Regions from separate parts of the Homo sapiens genome. Here regions 2 and 3 are each linked to region 1. A link is an interaction called in ENCODE POLR2A ChIA-PET data of the cell type or tissue named here. Cell type or tissue: Panc1. All regions are shown on one strand. Links, peaks and the distances in the headings refer to the core of each region. The heading gives the core; the rest is flanking DNA. Region 1 overlaps RMDN3 (regulator of microtubule dynamics 3). Region 2 holds the start of LOC105370789 (a long non-coding RNA gene). Region 3 has its middle 15 kb from the start of CCDC32.

Region 1 (5,948 bases), core at 1,328-5,327:
GTATACATTATCAAGGATTCAATAATATTTGTAAGGCTGTACTTACAATAGAAAGGTAGACAAATCCATTTTAGACAGTTAACTGGCCAGGCACAGTGGTTTATGCCTGTTATCCCAGCACTTTGGGAGGCCTAGGTGGGTGAATCAGTTGAGGCCAGGAGTTCAAGACCAGCCTAGCCAACATGGCGAAACCCCATCTCTGCTAAAAATACAAGACTTAGTCGGGTATGATGGCATGTGCTTGTAATCCCAGCTACTGGGGAGGCTGAGGCAGGAGAATTGCTTGAGCCCAGGAGGTGGAGGTTGCAGTCAGCCGAGATCAGGCCACTGAACTCCAGCCTGGGCAACAGAGAAAGACTGTTTAAAAAAAAAAAAAAAATAGATATTAACTGAACCACAGACCTAGAAACCCATTACCCATTGATGGTACCTGACTCAGTGTGTGGAGTTCAGCAGGACACATCAGTCTCTAAAGTCCAAGCATTCTCTGACCTCATGACAGATAAGGCCAAGCCCTGAGCCTGGCACAGGTCAGATGCACCCTATCCTCCAGGGTGGAGCCTTTGCCAACAGACTTGCCAAGTGGATTCCAGAGTCTTCTAAGCTAGCTATATTCTTAGAACACCTGCCCCACCAGCTCAGAAAACTGAAACCAGATTTCTAAGCAGCAGCAAAAAACCTCAGGTTAAGAAAAAAGGTTTTGCCCTCTGTGGCTAGAGTGAGAAAAACGAATAACATTGATAGGATACAACTACTCCTAGAAACACATGCACGTGTGTTACTAATCAGCATGATATACAGATAAGCAAAGACTGCTCTCTTCTTCCAGAGGAGAAAGCAAGGGTCTTTGGGAGCCAGAGTTTGTCCCTAGTGGGTAACTGAGCCACAACTGCTGACAGCATCTTGGTGGTTCCCCGGGTCCCCAGGCAGATGGGCCAGCCCCACCCCTGAATCAGTCAGTCACCTTCCCACAGGAAGCTGTCAGCACTTACCATCTAGGGCATATGACTTCTTCTCGCTCACCTCCTCAGTGAGCTCACACATGTCACTGTAGGCTCGGGCCAGGCGCCAGAGAAAGTCCTGCCGGCTTCCATACTGCAGACCAGACAGAAACGGGTGAGGCCCCTTTTTCCTCAACTGTGGAGAATGGGGGCCTTGGCCTTCCCCCACACCCTAGGTTTGAATTTCCAAGCTAGTATGTTACAGTCATCAATATCAGGCCAGCTCCTACACGCAGCCTTCCCCCCAGTCATCCCTTCCCACGTGCAGTTAATGTATGACACATTCTCTGTCTAGCCAGTAGCTTGCACAATTACGGGGTGAGGGCATTCTGACCTCCTAGAACTGCTGGGAGGAAAGGTCAACTCCAAGATGTCATAAGGCACGAGAGGTCTTTTGCTGACACATGAAGAAAGTGTGAAAGGAAAAGGGAAACTTCTAACTTCTGGGGGGGGGGCATTTATACCTGGGTGGGCATATATTCTGTCAGTGAACCTGACAAGAGAATTATGGTTGAGTGACCTACACAGTTGTCGCTTGTAATGGGGCTGGCAGCTTGGACTCTGCCTCAAGGGAAATGAGGAGAAAAAAAAAATACAGTTCTTTCCACATTTCCCCCTAGAGGTGAGAGGTAGAGCTCTTTCTGCAGTAGCTCTACAGAAAGCAGAGAACTACACTCCCCCTCCCAAGAGGGGAGGCAGCTCTGGGGCAAGCAGTACACTGGCCCTAGGATCCACGCTGGGCCTCCTTGGAAGAGGATATGTGACCTGGGGGACAGATGCAAAACCAGCTGTCTCACCATTTCTCGTCCCATGTCACCTTGTAGGGGCAGTAACCACACGGGCCTTCATTCCCCAGGGGTCAGGAACAGAGAGATGGAGGGAGGGAGGGAAGGAGAAGGAGACAGGCAGCTGGAGCCTCACCACCAGCTTGTTGTTGAGCAGCAGCTGGAAGCCCTCCCGCTTGCCTTGCTCATCACCCCTGTGCAGCTCGTCGGCCTGCTGCAGGAGGGGCAGCACATCCTCCAAGCCTGAGGAACCTCCAGCCTCCAGGGCACTGGAGGCACCTGAAGCTGCCTCTTCCTCCAAGTCAAGAGAATCCTTTCTCCCCATCTTCACAGTCTCACAGCTCACTTCATCTTCCCCGTCCTCACTTTCTTTGTCAGAGTCCCGCTCATTGTCAGACTCCGCATTGGCTGTTGTGTAACTGGCAGAGAAATGTAAGGGACAACAAGAGGATTATTCAGCTCAGAGCCCCTAGGGTCTGTCTATCCCTCACCCCCAAAGAAGCACTCTACATGGCATTGTCCAAAGCACCAAATCACAATCATTCATACCTCTTAAGGGCAGACTTTTTTTCTTTTTTTTTTTTTTTTTTGAGACAGGGTCCCGCTCTGTCACCCAGACTGGAGTGCAGTGGTTCGATCTTGGCTCACTCAAACCTCCACCTCCTGGGGTCAAGCAATTCTCCCACCTAATTTTTTTGTATTTTTAGTAGAGACGGGGTTTTGCCATGTTGCCCAGACTGGTCTCAAACCCCTGGCCTCAAGTGATCCGCCCACCTCGGCCTCCCAAAGTGCTGGGATTACAGGCATGAGCCACCATGCCCAGCAGAAATCATTATTTGAGAGAAAGTTTCCTATGGGAACTAAGGGCTGGGAAAATGATCCAGGAAGGAAAGAGCAGACAACCAGCTGAGGCCCTGTGACAGTTAAGGCAAATGTGAGAAGTCCCTGCTCGTTTTTGCCTTATCAGTCAGAGACACTTGCCACAACCAACATGGGTGGGTGCAGCCTCAGGCCATGGGCAGCCACACACACATCCACAAACTCGCAACCTCTGGCCCAAGTCAACAACCAAACCTAAACCGCAACAGGAGTAGCCCATAGTAACCTTGAGAACTTAAGGGTGTGAGGAGAGGTGATAGGAACCACTTTGCAGCCAGAAGCAAGAAGGGGAAGACAATGCAAACTACCCCCTGAAAAGGTGTTTGGGGGGCTGCCATATGCCAGGTGGCTCCTAAGGAGCCCCAACCCTGATGCACCCACTAAAGAGGAAGCTGAGTTTCTCTTGGATCTCAGCCACCAGCAGCTGATTAGGGTGTTTTCCCTAAATGCCTAAAATAGATAAGGACTGAGCAGGGGAAAAGGTAGGACTTCTGGGGGTCAGAAGCAAACACAAGGCTGGGGGCGGTGGCTCACGCCTGTAATCCCAGCACTTTGGGAGGCCGAGGCGGGCGGATCAGGAGGTCAGGAGATCAAGACCATCCTGGCTAACACGGTGAAACCCTGTCTCTACTAAAAAATACAAAAAATTAGCCAGGCATGGTGGCAGGTGCCTGTAGTCCCAGCTACTCGGGAGGCTGAGGCAGAAGAATGGGCGTGAACCCGGGAGGCAGAGCTTGCAGTGAGCGGAGATCACACCACTGCACTCCACCCTGGGCGACAGAGCAAGACTCCGTCTCAAAAAAAAAAAAAAAAAAGAATAGGCTCCCTGTGGCTGGAGCAAAACAGGACTGAAGGAGAGATGACACACCACCTACAAATAAAGTCAACAACTGACAGCCTAATGTCAGGGCAGAAGTGCTGTCCTGCCCAGAAAACCAGAAACCACAAGGTGGCAGGCTCTGAAGGCTCTGGAAGTGAGCAGCCAGACCTGGTACCCAGTCCGTGCTGACTGCATCCTTACAGAGGAGCTTCAGCCTCATCTAAAAAAGAGGCCCCAGACACATCTACTACAAGAACTTGTAAGGTATTTAAAACCTTTCCTAACTGCACCTTTGTTTTTTAAGAGGTTATCCAAGTAGATTTCCCCTTTAGTTATTAGAAAAAAAAAAAAACACCTTTAGAAATCAAAGGGACAAGGATAAGTGTCATTAGATTTCGTAACCAACCTGGGTACTGATGAGGGAGACCACCCACAGGCAACCTAGAGAATGAAACTCCCAACTGCACCTGCCAGATTGAGAAAAATCAAACCAGAGTCTCCTCTGCCCAGCCAGGCCCAAATGCAAAATGGGTAGATGGTTTATCTGGAACGGGAAGCTGGAATTGCATCATCTCCCTTTGCTAGAAGGAGGGGGAGACCCTATTTCTTGCTGAGTTGAGGGCTGCCTCAGCCAATCAGGAGTCCAAAGAGGAGTCTCTCTGCCTCCAGCACTCCCAGGGAGGGACCTAGCCCTGCTGGAGCCCAGGCATCAGCACAGAATCCCCTGGGACCTGAGCTGCGATGCTGCCATCCCTCTGGATCCTAAAGGCCCAGCTCACAAAGCCAAGAAGAGAGGTCAGGGAGCCTTGCTGCCACAAACAGAGTGAAAGATGGTAGAGCCCTGTGAGGCAGGGAGGCTCCAGGGAAGCTGGCATAGAAAGTAGACTTTAATTGCATCTCAGCCCCACTTTAAGGAACCCTCAACAATCTGAAACCCTACTGCCTGAGGCAGCTTCTGGGGCCTCAGAAGAGATTAATCACATGCCAAGGGCTACCACATTTACACCATTCTCTCTCACTTTCCACCTCCCAGACTAACCCAGCCAGCCTTTGGAGAAATCTACCAGAGAGGAGTGACCCTTTTAACATACCCTGAGGCTTTTGAGATCTGCCAGAGACGAGCAGGGACCTTTGAAAAGGCCCTTTGGTCCTGTGCACTCCGGAGGACAGGAGTTCCCACAGTGGGCCAGAGACCCAAGGCTCCCTCTGAGCAGAGACTGCCACTCTACTCTTAAGCAGTAATGAAGGACTCAGTTACACACATCTCTCCTCCTGGCAATTAAGTTTCTCTTAACCTAAACCATGTTAGAGACTGAGTATGAGGCCTTCAAAGATAACCAGGCACATGGACCCTGACCTTGAGATAAGACCCAACTTAATGAGGTCATAAATGCCCAAGAAGGAGTCTTCACGATGAGGCTGCAGGCAATTTCTCTTGGCTGAGATGCCTGGGAAGGCTTGCTGGAGGAGCTGGTATTTTAGGGCAAGTTGGGTTCTGACAGAGGGAACTCAAGCTGTGTTTGGTACAATGCCCGGGGAACAAGCTCACAGAGCTGCACAGTGATTCTGCCTCTGCCACCCTCAATCTCCTGAGACCTCAAAGTTGTTATTTGGAAGAAGGAAGGAATACAGCTTTCAGTGAAATCAAGCAGCCCATCAAATCTCAGCCCTTCATCCCTCAAAGCAGCTCTCCTTGCCCCAAGACACACATGTTCAAAGCCATTTCAGAGTTTGTAGACTCCTAGAGCTCCCCCCTTGACCTACATGGCAATGACCATGGCACAAAGAATCATTCACCACGGCCACTGCCCTAGAGAACAGCCGGCTCAACCACACAGTGTTGCACCACCACCTGCTCTCATGCCACGGGACTGGGCATGGGACACAGCCTGAAGGCGCTATAATTAAGAAATCCACTCTTCCCCTTGCCCCATCACAGGTGTCTGGCAGCCCTGGCCTGCTCCTTGTGGCCTTGGGAGTCCCAGTGAGCACCCCTAGCAGTGAAGGACCCCCAGGTGTCCCTGGTTAACTGCTCTGGCTCCCACTGACCCCAGAAGTTTGTACTTCTTTATTTTTTTGGGATGGAGTCTTTCTCTGTCACCCAGGCTGGAGTGCAGTGGTGCAATCTCGGCTCACAGCAAACTCCACCCCCTGGGTTCAAGTGATTCTCCTGCCTCAGCCTCCGGAATAGCTGGGATTACAGGCATGCACCACCACGCCCAGCTAATTTTTCTATTTTTAGTAGAGACAGGGTTTCACCATGTTGGCCGGGCTGGTCTCGAACTCCTGACCTCAAGTGATCTGCCCACCTCAGCCTCCCAAAGTGCTGGGATTATAGGCATGAGCCTCCACACCCCAGCCTCAGTAATTTTTTTTTTTTTTGAGACAGAGTACTGCTCTATCACCGAGGCTGGAGTGCAGTGGTGCCATCTTGGCACACTACAGCCTCCACCTCCTGGGTTC
Region 2 (5,948 bases), core at 1,171-5,170, 220 kb after region 1:
CAGTCCTCAGAGCCTTCGCTTGCTCTCGGCACCTCCTCTGCCTGGGCTCCCACTTTGGCAGCATTTGAGGAGCCCTTCAGCCCACCACTGCACTGTGGGAGCCCCTTTCTGGGCTGGCCAAGGCCGGAGCCCACTCCCTCAGCTTGCAGGGAGGTGTGGAGGGAGAGGCGCGAGCGGGAACCGGGGCTGCGTGCGGCGCTTGCGGGCCAGCTGGAGTTCCGGGTGGGCGTGGGCTTGGCAGGCCCCGCACTCGGAGCAGTCGGCCAGCCCTGCTGGCCCCGGGCAATGAGGGACTTAGCACCCGGGCCAGCAGCTGCGGAGGGTGTACTGGGTCCCCCAGCAGTGCCAGCCCACCAGCGCTGTGCTCTATTTCTCACCGAGCCTTAGCTCTCTTCCCGCGGGGCAGGGCTCGGGACCTGCAGCCCGCCATGCCTCAGCCTCCCACCCACTCCGTGGGTTCCTGTGCAGCCCGAGCCTCCCCGACGAGCGCCGCCCCCTGCTCCACGGCGCCCAGTCCCATCGACCATCCAAGGGCTGAGGAGTGCGGGCGCACGGCACCGGGACTGGCAGGCAGCTCCACCTGCAGCCCCGGTGCGGGATCCACTAGGTGAAGCCAGCTGGGCTCCTGAGTCGTGGGGACGTGGAGAGTCTTTATGTCTAGCTCAGGGATTGTAAATACACCAATCAGCACTCTGTGTTTAGCTCAAGGTTTGTGAGTGCACCAATCTACACTCTGTATCTAGCTCAAGGTTTGTAAACACACCAATCAGCACACTGTGTTTAGCTCAAGGTTTGTGAATGCACCAATTGACACTCTGTATCTAGCTGCTCTAGTGGGGCCTTGGAGAACCTGTGTGTGGAAACTCTGTATCTAAGTAATCTGATGGGGAGGTGGAGAACCTTTGTATCTAGCTCAGGGATTGTAAACGCACCAATCAGCGCCCTGACAAAACAGGCCACTCGGCTCTACCAATCAGCAAGATGTGGGTGGGGCCAGATAAGAGAATAAAAGCAGGCTGCCCGAGCTTGCATTAGTAACTCGCTCGGGTCCCCTTCCGGATTGTGGAAACTTTGTTCTTTCGCTGTATGTAATAACTCTTGCTACTGTAGCTCGCTTTTTGGGTCTACGCTGCTTCTATAAGCTGTAACATTCACAGGGAAGATCTGCAGCTTCACTCCTGAGACCACGAGCCCACTGGAAAGAACAAACAACTCCCGAAGTGCTACCTTATAGAGCTATAACACTCACCGCGAAGGTCTGCAGCTTCACTCCTGAGCCAGGGAGACCACAAACCCACCAGAAGGAAAAAACTCCGAATACATCTGAACATCAGGAGGGACAGACTCCAGACGGGCCACCTGAAAAGCTGTAACACTCACCGTGAGGGTCCGGGGCTTCATTCTTGAAGTTAGTGAGACCAAGAACCCACCAATTCGGGACACACTTGGACCATCCGCTTCCCAGGAAGCGTCAGCCCTGGGGTGCCCATGCCCAGAAGCCCACTCCAGCCCTGATAGTCGCCTCCCAGCTGAGCCAGGAACCTGGGGCTGAGCTCCATCCTCAACCTTAAAAACTTGTCATCTCACCTGTCCCGAGGATGTGCGGTACCTGCCCTACTTCTACCATCCTCACCCTACTCTTTTCCTGGGCTAGCGTTATGATGTCTAAACCTATCTATCATCCCGTTCTGTGCTCTGTATATTCATTTTCCACATAACGTAAAATGTAGGTCTGGCTAAGCCCCCTCCACATGGACAACGTGGGCCCTACTCTCCACAGACTCCAGCCACCTGCGACCCCTTCTGCCTCATGCTACGTGTGATCACAGCCTTTTCTCCTGTTGCTATCCTGACCGAGATGCTCCTCTAACAAGCTTGTCCACCCTTTCACACCCCTCAGCACACGCCCTGGCTTCATATGGCCGCCTGGTACCCTCCCTGCCGTTTCTGCCCAGATCTGTTCTGTGCCCAGCAGGTGTTATTGGCTTCATCTACTTGCAGGTCTGTCCTTACTAACTGGAACACCCCCGAGGGCAGGAACGGTTTACCCCAGCATGGAGCACAGTTCCGGGGCCCTAGGAGGAGCTCAGAGGACCTGTGGGAAATGTTCCCATGGGCAATGACTCCCTGAATGTAACGTCGTATGTCACCTTGGAGGGAAAGACCCCATAAAAACCTAATCATATTCAAGGGTAAGTGCCAGCTTGGCTCCCCAGGCTATTATTCAATCTGAAGGTTTATGTGCAAAGCACAGGAATGTGGGGCTGGAAGCCACATGGGCAAGGGCAGACCAGCCGGGCATGGCGCCCCTGGTGGGTGCCTGATTGCGGCAGCGCAGACCACGCTGCTGGCCCCCCCCCCCTCCATTTTGGATCGGTTTTTTTTCTTCTTTGATCTGTGAGAGGCCAGGGCCCTAAATGCATACCAGGGGAAGGGGCTGCCTCTTGCTAGTTCCCCCACCTGCAGTGCTAAGCTAGAGGGGCGTTTGTGCATCTTTCATGGAGTGGCGCCCCCACATCCGCCATCTCTCTCCCTGTCCCCACAGGAAAGGAGCTTGGCTTTCCTGGGTACAGCCTAATGGTGTTGGTGACTGGGGTAGGAAGGGGACTCAGGTAAGTAATGTACCCACTTGCAGCTTTCCCCCAGCCAGTCACGTCCAGCCAGGCACAGCCACTCATGGGGCCCAGTCGTGTCCTATGCCAGGCAGAGGGTGGCAGGAGAAGGGAAGGGGCTCTGGCAGGAAGGACGGGGGAGCCCATGGGTGGTGAAAGCTGATGACAAGCTGCCCACGTGGGATGCCTTCCATAGGAGCAGGCCCTCGCCTATGGGGGTTTCCAGAGGGAGACCCAGTTCCTGCTCACAGGCCAGCTGCAGCCCAAGCAACGTGGTATGCACTGATAGGAGCTGGTGGGGCAGAAACCTGGGACCCACCCCCCCCCCCGCTTCCCCGCCACAGGCAGGGACCCTCTCACCTTGGAGCTCGAACCCTCCTCCATTCCCTCATTCTAAAATCTCATCCCTACCAGCTCTAGCCTAGCTAATTTGTCACTCAGGCTTCAGGGCTCAGCTGAGATGTCACCTTCTCTGAGAAGCCTTCCCTGAAGCTTCCCTACCCCTGACCACCTAGATCTGGCTTTGGGGCCCTGCCATGCATCTCTGCCACCCGTGTTGTTTCTCTTGCAGCTTCTATTGTATCATGTTCTCGTCGATTCCTCCTTATCCTGACTGTGAGCCCGAGAGGGCAGGGACCAAGGTCCTAATGTATCCCAGCGGAGCGTACACATAGTAGGTACCTACGTCGTGTTGGTTGACTGAAAGTCTTCTCACCCAGCAGGAGGCAGGCAGTGATGAGGGGACCTCAGAGGGGTGCTCTGGACTGTTACCTCAGAAGAGGAACTATGCAGAGCGGGGCGGGCTAGCTGGGGATGCAGCTCAGGGAGGAGACTGACCTACCGTGACCATCCCACACCTCCGCAGGCACCAGGGCTTGCCCCCTGGGTCAGGGCATCGGACTGTTTAGATGCAAAGAAAGAGTCCTGGGCTGGGAGTCTGGAGCTTCCAGTCTGTTTTCAGCGGTGTGTTTTAGTCAAGGCATTTTTACACTCTCTGGACCTCTGTCTCCTCAAATGCAAAATGAAGAGCTGGACCGGAAACTTTTTCTCGTCCAGTTCCAGTAGCTCATCTTTCTGCACGAAGGATATGGGCTCGGAGTCGGAGGAACTGGGTTCAAGAGCTGGGGCTCCACTTACCAGGTGTAAGTCCTTGGCCAGGTTACTTAATCTCCCAAAGCTGCAATTTTCTCACCTGTAGAGCAGGACTGACAATCATTAGCTACCTCTCAGATTCTTGGGATTAGGTATGCTTTCAGGTGAAAACACTCCATACGCTAAGGCACTATGTGAATGTTGGTGGTGGTGGTTGTTTTTCTTATTTACTTAATTACTTGGCGACAGGGTCTCCATAGGTTGCCTAGGCTGCTCTCAAAACCCCGGGCTCAAATGATCCTCCCATCTTGGCCTTCCAAAATGCTGGATTTATAGGCAGGAGCCACCCACCCAGCCTGGTTATTATTGCTCTTGATAGTATTATTTTTCACCAATACCCAATTAGTTATTGGCTGATTTCTCATCTCACTAGAGTTAAGCTCCAGTAAGGCAGGAGCTGGCATGTTCCTGTTTTTTTGTTTGTTTTTTGAGATGGAGTCTCTATCTGTTGCCCAGGCAGGCTGGAGTGCAGTGACACAATCTCAGCTCACTGCAACCTCCGCCTCCCAGGTTCAAGCGATCCTGCCTCAGCCTCCCAAGTAGCTGGGATTACAGGTGCACACCACCATGCCCAGGTGTTTTGTATTTTTAGTAGAGACGGGGTTTCACCATGTTGGCCAGGCTGATCTCAAACTCCTGGCCTCAGGTGATCCGCCTGCCTCAGCCTCCCAAAGTGCTGGGATTACAGGCGTGTGAACCATTGCACCTGGCCTAGTGTTGTATTCTTGGTGGCCAGCTCAAAGCCTGGCTTGTCTTAGGCCCTTGAAAGATTTATTTGCTCAATAAATAAATGCTAAATGAGTTGAATGGAATGAATGAATGAACTGCACTTACTTAGCAGGGCAAATAAGGTAGACTGGGTTGGAGGGACAGAGGGAAGTGTGGGAGGAGGCAGGGAGCAGAAATGCCGCGCGGGCTGCGGCAGGAGGGAAATAAGGAAAAAAACAACTAAGGGCAGTGAGACAAGGCCACTTCCCAATCCTTCCTGGGCGAGATGCCTTGCAGGGGCCCCTGTGTCTGAGCCGTCTCCCTGGTCATGCTCTCCTCCACTTCTCACACCCCCTGGCGGGTCAGCAGGCGGAGGAAGGAGGGCTGGCTGCAGCCAGGCCATTCTGGTTTGTTTACCAACAGCACAATCCTCCTGGGTCATGACACAGTCAGCAGCATCTGACCCAGTTAAATATATCTGCTCTACTGGCCTGGACCACACAGCCAGCCCCTGCAGGCCATGTAGACCAGGGACCACCTGCTTATCCTTCTGGCTTGGCGCTGGGCCACCTCCTGACCCCAGAGCCCTGTGTCCCCAGGGAGCAAATGGCTGATCTGGGTCTAAACTAAACTGCAGTCTCTAGTTGAACTCATGTAGATAGTTTCATCTTGGACAGAATCGGAGAATTTAAGAGGAGAAAACTATTTGTCCAGCAGTAAACAATAAAATGGTTCATCTCCCTTGGACGGCATATTTGCAGTCATGAATGTTTATGAAGAGTATTTGCTAATGTTAAGAAACATTTTAATCTCTTTACATAACTATTAATGTTATTACTGTAGTGTTAAGTGGGACAAAAAGCATACAAAATTAGACATATAACGTGAGTGTAATCCTGTTTTTTAAAAAGCATGTAAATGTGTCTGGAAGGAATCTTAAACTGTCAACATAATTTGCCTCCCAGGAGGGGAACCGGGCTCCAGGGGATGGGATGGGAGAGAGACTTTCTTTTTATGCCCTTTTGTATGTTTTTAATTTTGAACTGTGCAAGTTTATCATGTATTCATAAGTAGAGAAGTAAAAAAATAGATCTGACAAAAAGCTTTTATGCCAAAAAGAGAAGGTCCACAAATAACACTCAGAGGGTAAAGAGGTGCTCACTTTGGTGATGGGCGGTGAAGAGGGGCTCCCTTCTCTACCGAGAGAAAAGCTGGTCCTATGCCCAGATAAACCAAAACATCAGCCTTACAAACCGGTGCAAGTGATTATCAAAGCTCAGCATCTGAGGCATAACAAAGACATACCTGCTTTAAAATATTTCCCCATGGCGCCTTAAATTGCAGCCTTTGGAGTCATTCCTTAGTCTGAAGTACAGCTTCTCCAAAGTCTCCTTGCAAACATTCAGGGGTAGCGGGGGTTACCATGTTATCTTTGTTTAGTGTTATATTATTTTTTGAGATGGAGTCTTGCTCTCT
Region 3 (5,915 bases), core at 1,866-5,865, 200 kb before region 1:
GTTTGGGTTTGGTTGTGCTCTCATTACCTTCAGTGCACCCCAGGTTTCAAATTCCTCTAGTGGTGGGCTGCTTAGAGTGGGGACTGGGGTGTCAGGGCTTCCTCAGTGCTGCTGTCCCACACTCAGCTTTTCAGCTGGCAGAAGACTTCTGTTGCTTGTGATCTGGTGCCAGGCTCAGGCAGGGCAGGGCAGGGTTGATTCTGTTACCCTGGCCCGGCTTCAGTCTTAAATAGGTCCTAGGCACCCGAGCTTCAGCAGTGGGACTTTCTCAGTGTTTCTGTCCCTCTTCCCTATGGAAGCCAAACTCTGCCTTATATGTGGTTCATCTGGGATTAGCCAAAGTTCTTGCCCTCCCCACAACAGAGTGGACCTTCGCTTGAATCTTCAGCCCAGGACAGTTTCCTGCTTCTGCCCCTGGGTAGGGGGTTTCTGCTTCTAGTCCCAGGAGCAATGGGTCTTTGCCTGTTCAAGAAGGGCAAGAAGGTTTTGACACCTCACCAGAAGCAGATAAGTTTTGCTTTTATTCCTCCCACTGAAGCAAAAGTTTGTTACCCCTCCCGCCATGGCTTAAGGCTTTTGCTTAAAGGAGAGGATTGTGGAAGTTGAGGCTTTTTGCCTTCCACCAGCAGCCGCCTTGATCAACCTCTGCATGCATGCATCACCAAGGAAGAACAGTCCCTCCCTTTCCTGACCTGTTCCCACTTTTCTCCATGAACCCCAGGGGAGGCCTGTACAAAAAAGGTTGCCTTTGCACGCACTCTCGTGTCTAGAATCCTATTCAGCTATTCTAAACTGATATGCTAGGCCACATGTGGACTTTACAAATTTGTTAACATTTTTATTGTCTTTTTCTTACCCACTTGTAAGACAGCCACATCTTTGCCAAAGTTGAAACAGTTGATGGGTCACTATCTCTCCTTCTATTTCCTCTCACTCCTATTCATTTCTATGAACTCAGCTCCCCTAACACTATCTCTCCTTTATTTGGTTGCCTTGTGGCCTTGGCTTTCTGATGGGCTCAAGAAAAGTTATGATTTTGTACCTGCTTTTTCACATTGTTAGGACGGAAGGGACATTTTCTTGCAGTATTCTACATCCTAAGTGGAAAAAGTCCTCAAGTACTATCATCTCTTTCTTAGACAACTGCAACCACCTCACAGCTGGTCTCCTGTGTCCAATTTTGCCCCTCTCCCTACTGTAGCCAGCATAAGTATTAAATTCTGCAACCATCGCAGACTAGAGGGGGCTGCAAAATAAAATACTTAAAAATTAGCTACTTAAAACCTGAAGCTTAGCTTATGGTGCATTGGTTATCTATTGCTGAGTAACAAATCAACCCAAAACTTAGTGGTTTAAACCATGACATTTATTGAATCTGTAGGGCTTTGCAGGGACAGCTTGTCTCTGTACCACTTGGTGTCACCTGGGACAGCTTAAAAACTGGGGGATGAAATCATTTGAATTACTTACTTATATGTCTGATGCCTGGGGTGGGAAGACTCAAACAGCTGGGACTCCCTGGGCTTCTCTACCTCTCTGTGGCCGACTTCTTACATGCCGGCTCAGAACTACCAAGGAGCATGCTGAGAGAGAGAGAGAGAGACCCCAGGTGGAGTGCTTTCATGACCTTGCCTCAGAAGTCCCATTATTTATGCTGTACTCTATTAGCAAGGCAGTTACATAGGTCTGCCCAGGTTCAAAGGGAGGGAATATTGACTGAAGATCTCAGGGGAGGAGTGTCCACATCACACTGGAACATGAATGAGTGGGATGGGATACACTGATTTGGCCATCTTTGGAAAATACAATCTGCCATACATGATTCTACTTGTTCTGTAATAGTGAAAAAATAACAAGAAAAATTGAAGTAGAAAATAAAAACAAAGAAAAACCATTTCACATAGACATGTATCGCTGCCAAGTGTGAATAACTTGTCCACCCTCAATCACTTTAATTATGGCAAACCCATGGCAGCCATAACCTTCTAGATGTAAATCTCATCTTGTCACTGCCCCTCTTAAAATCAGCCATTAGCTCCCTGTTCTCCCACAATAAACTCCAAACTCCTTAACATGGTTTATAAAATCCTTCACACCTGGCCTTGTTTAGTAATTTCCACCCTCACCTCTCGTCTGTCCCTCCTTTGTTCTTTGTGCTCCAGCTACACTGAACTACCTTCCATCCTCCAAGTTCCCTTTTGCTTTTAGGGCTTTGCACATGCTGTTTTCCTCTTCCAGGACTCCTCTTGGTCCCCATGCTCTTACTCTTCTATTTCCTCTCACTCCTATTCATTTCTATGGACTCAGCTCCCCTAACACGGCCTCTCTCCTACCCCACTCCAACTGGTCTAGGGCTCTCATATCTCCTTCCCATGTGCTCTCAAAGCACCTTGTGCTTACAACTTCCACAGAATTAATGAGGTAGGCTCTACTCCCCCCTCCATCATTCTATGTGGGAAGATGCCGTTCTGCTTTATTTAACACCATGCACCATGCCTGGAACATGGCAGGGGCTCAACAAATATTGGTTAGATGAATGAATCTCTGCCTTAAATAACCTATTTCTGGGCTCAAGTAAACAGCCCTCGCACAAACCTAACATCCCAATGGCAGTATCCTATCTTGAGTCTTATAACTGACGTAGGGCCAAAGCTGGTTGGGATAATTTAGAATTTTCAAGAAAACCTTGCCTGCTTCATGTGGCTGGGGCTGTTCTCAGCCTTGGAGGACTCCTTCCAAAACAGGGCCAGGGAGAGGCTCCAGGGCTTCCGTCTTCCAGCAATGGTCCTGGTGGGCAGGTCTGCTTGGAAGGGTGCACCTCGGCCACAGCTGGCGGGACGTTTGTTTACTTGCTGTGCCTGCAGCCAGGGCCTATTTCTGGATCAGGTATTGGATGCATGCCTGTGTCACTCCAGCCCTGATCTTGCCAGGCGCTGAGTGATGAGCACGTGTGTGTGCCGGGAGAGAACAGCAGCAGTCCCTTAGGTTATCTGCCTGGCTGCAGCCCAGCCTTCTCTGGGTGTACCAAGTCATTACGGCTTGGCCCGTGTTGGTGATTACCCTCCCCTGGCTCTAAAGCTTTAGCACTAAATATTGCTCCATTTGCTCTAACTTGCTGTCTATTTCACTAAGGAGGAAGAAGGAAGAAAGTCAGGGGTGATAAGTAAGATTCTACCAACTTACAAATCTTACTAGGTTGAGGAAGCCCTAACTGGAGTTCCTTGGAGTTTTCAGGGTCAAAGGAAAGAGATCAGCATTTTAGGCCAATACTATTTTTTCCTATGGTTAGTCCCATTACTGAAAAGGAACTGGAACATGAAGAGGTCACTTGACTTATTTGTGACCATTCAGTAAGCCACAAGACAGATAAAAGACAGCACCCAAGACTCTCAGTTTCAAATTTAGTGCCACTTCACTAGCCTAAGATAAATCTGTATTAACAAGTTAGCTTTGGGAGCTAGTGTCAAATTTGGTTTTGGTAAATGGAGTTTCACCTTTTTTTAGAGCCATTGTTTACGCTGTCACCTCTAAATCAATTAAGAAACTATAGCTACAACTCACTGGGTTCCCTTCCGTGGAGTCGTGCAGAGCTCCTCTCACACCGCACCCAGGTTTACACATGGGCTAGAAACCATTCAACTTACAAACTCTGTTTCAGTTCCTCTAAAGCGATTCTCCACCCTCTCATATTCCAATTTCTGTTTCTGAGGTAGAAAATGGGAAGTAGGGAAAAGGCAAAGCTAGAATCTTGCCTGAATGACAGAAACACTATTTTCGGGTACAGAAACATTCTCTTACCATCCCATGATCTGCACTTTGGGAGAGTGTTTTGGGACCTCATTGCTTTTTTTTTCTTAAACTGTTGTTTCTGAGGAAGAATAATTGTTGTTTGTTTATCATGCAGGGAGAATAAAAATTTTAGTTTTTCTTTCTTTAAAAAATCCATCCTGGCAGGGCACGGTGGCTGACGCCTGTAATCCCACCACTTTGGGAGGCCGAGGCGGGCGGATCATGAGGTCAGGAGATCCAGACCATCCTGGCTAACACGGTGAAACCCCGTCTCTACTAAAAATACAAAAAATTAGCCGGGCGTGGTGGTGGGCGCCTGTAGTCCCAGCTACTCGGGAGGCTGAGGCAGGAGAATGGTGTGAACCCGGGAGGCAGAGCTTGCAGTGAGCCAAGATGGCGCCACTGCACTCCAGCCTGGGCAAGAGAGTGAGACTCCATCTCAAAACAAAAAAATCCATCCTGAAAGCCATCAGATGGCCCTGGAGAGGAGTGAGGCCTGGCATCTGAACTCCAGGTGGAGATGGCAGCCTGCAAGCCTGGATGACCGTCAATATTCTGGCTTCCTCAATGTACCCAGGGGCCACAGAGAGCCACTCTCTGTGTCACACGTATCCTGCCAATAAAATGCAGTAGGAATAAAGCGACTAAATCTACTAATAAAGGTGTTAACCCAGTCCAGACAACATGGCGAAATCCCATCTCTACAAAAAATATAAAAAATAAGCTGGGCATGGTGGTATGCACCTGTAGTCCCAGATACTCGGGAGCCTGAGGCAGGATCACCTGAGCCCAGGAGGTCAAGACTGCAGTGAGCTGAGACCGTGCCACTGCCCTCCAGCCCTCCTGGTGATAGAGTGAGACCCTGTCTCAAAAAAAAAAAAAAAAAAAAAAAAAAAAGGTTAACCATTAGTCAATGAAAAGAGAGGAAAGGGCCAGGCATGGTGACTTGCACCTGTAATCCCAGCACTTTGAGAGGCCAAGGTGGAAGGATAGCTTGAGCCCAGAGGTTCGAGACTAACCTGGGCAAAATAATGCGACCCTGTCTCTACAAAAATTTTTTTTAAAAATTAGCCAGGCATAGTGGCACATGCCTATAGTCCCAGCTACTCAGGGGAAGCTGAGGCAGAAGGATGGATTGAGCCTGGGAGGTTGAGGCTGTAGTGAGCCATGATTGTCACTACACTCCAGCTTGGGTGATAGAGTGAGGAGACCTTGTCTCAAAAAAACAAAAAAAAAATAAAGAAGGAAAAAAGAGGAGCGGCCAGGCGCGGTGGCTCATGCGTGTAATCCCAGCACTTTGGGAGGCTGAGGCGGGCAGATCACCTGAGGTCAGGAGTTCGAGACCAGCCTCAACATGGAGAAACCCCAAATCTACTAAAAAAAATACAAAATTAGCCGGGCGTGGTGGTGCATGCCTGTAATCCCAGCTACTCAGGAGGCTGAAGCAGGAGAATTGCTTGAACCCGGGAGGCAGAGGTTGCGGGGAGCCAAGATCGCGCCATTGCACTCGAGCCTGGGCAACAAGGGCAAAACTCCATCTCAAAAAAAAAAAAAAAAAAAAAGAGGAAAGTATATTTGAATATTACAATAAAAATATTTGTATCACTAAGCAAGTATATGGAACCACCTAATTGGTTCCTATCCTTTTGGGCAAGACAAATACTTGATTTAGAAATGAGCAAACAATAGCCGGGTGTAGTGGTTTGCACCTGTAATTCCAACTACTCAGGAGGCTGAGGTGGGAGGATCACCTGAGCTCAGGAGTTTGAGGTTACAGTGAACTATATGATTGTACCATTGCACTCCAGCCTGGGCAACAAAGTGCGACCTCAAAAAAAAAAAAAAAAAAAAAAAAAAAGCAAATGTTCTCAGAAGATTTATTTATTCTATTTTTTCTTTTAGCTCCTCTCTCGATCGGAAGATTTTTACAGCCACCCTACTGATCTTTAGGGATTTGTAAACTATTACCCAGGAAGAAGGCCCATGGAGCTAAGGCCTCAGAACACCAAAGTCTGGACTGTCTGAGGGCACATGCTAATAACAGGAGGCTGGCAAAGTGGCCAGCTCCCATGCCTTTGCATGCATTTGTCTTTACCTCCTGCTGCCTGGGAACATCCTTCCAGGAG

Evidence for each region. ChIA-PET counts read pairs that join two places held together with the same protein. Peaks named below come from ENCODE experiments on the same cell type or tissue, not always from the same donor. Only the 100,000 strongest peaks of a DNase experiment are listed, where the experiment ranks them.
Region 2: POLR2A ChIA-PET joins it to region 1 with 7 read pairs; 4 of 35 experiments call an interaction of 5 or more read pairs at or near these places.
Region 3: POLR2A ChIA-PET joins it to region 1 with 5 read pairs; 4 of 35 experiments call an interaction of 5 or more read pairs at or near these places.

What each region holds. Positions count from the first base shown.
Region 1 is chr15:40,743,055-40,749,002 of GRCh38, forward strand. RMDN3 (regulator of microtubule dynamics 3) reads right to left here. Exons shown (of 13, transcript NM_018145.3): 5 at 1,923-2,205; 6 at 993-1,095. Among named protein-coding and RNA genes, the nearest start is that of RMDN3, 9.2 kb to the right of the region's middle. RefSeq lists a silencer at 3,539-3,708. In Panc1, for the core only: no CTCF peak of the experiment used is centred there; a DNase peak (open chromatin) is centred at 3,597.
Region 2 is chr15:40,961,456-40,967,403 of GRCh38, forward strand. LOC105370789 (a long non-coding RNA gene) reads left to right here and starts at 1,034. Exons shown (of 4, transcript XR_007064601.1): 1 at 1,034-2,192; 2 at 2,546-2,612; 3 at 3,184-3,285. In Panc1, for the core only: no CTCF peak of the experiment used is centred there; no DNase peak of the experiment used is centred there.
Region 3 is chr15:40,547,152-40,553,066 of GRCh38, forward strand. It overlaps a transcript of CCDC32 not described here. Among named protein-coding and RNA genes, the nearest start is that of CCDC32, 15 kb to the right of the region's middle. In Panc1, for the core only: no CTCF peak of the experiment used is centred there; no DNase peak of the experiment used is centred there.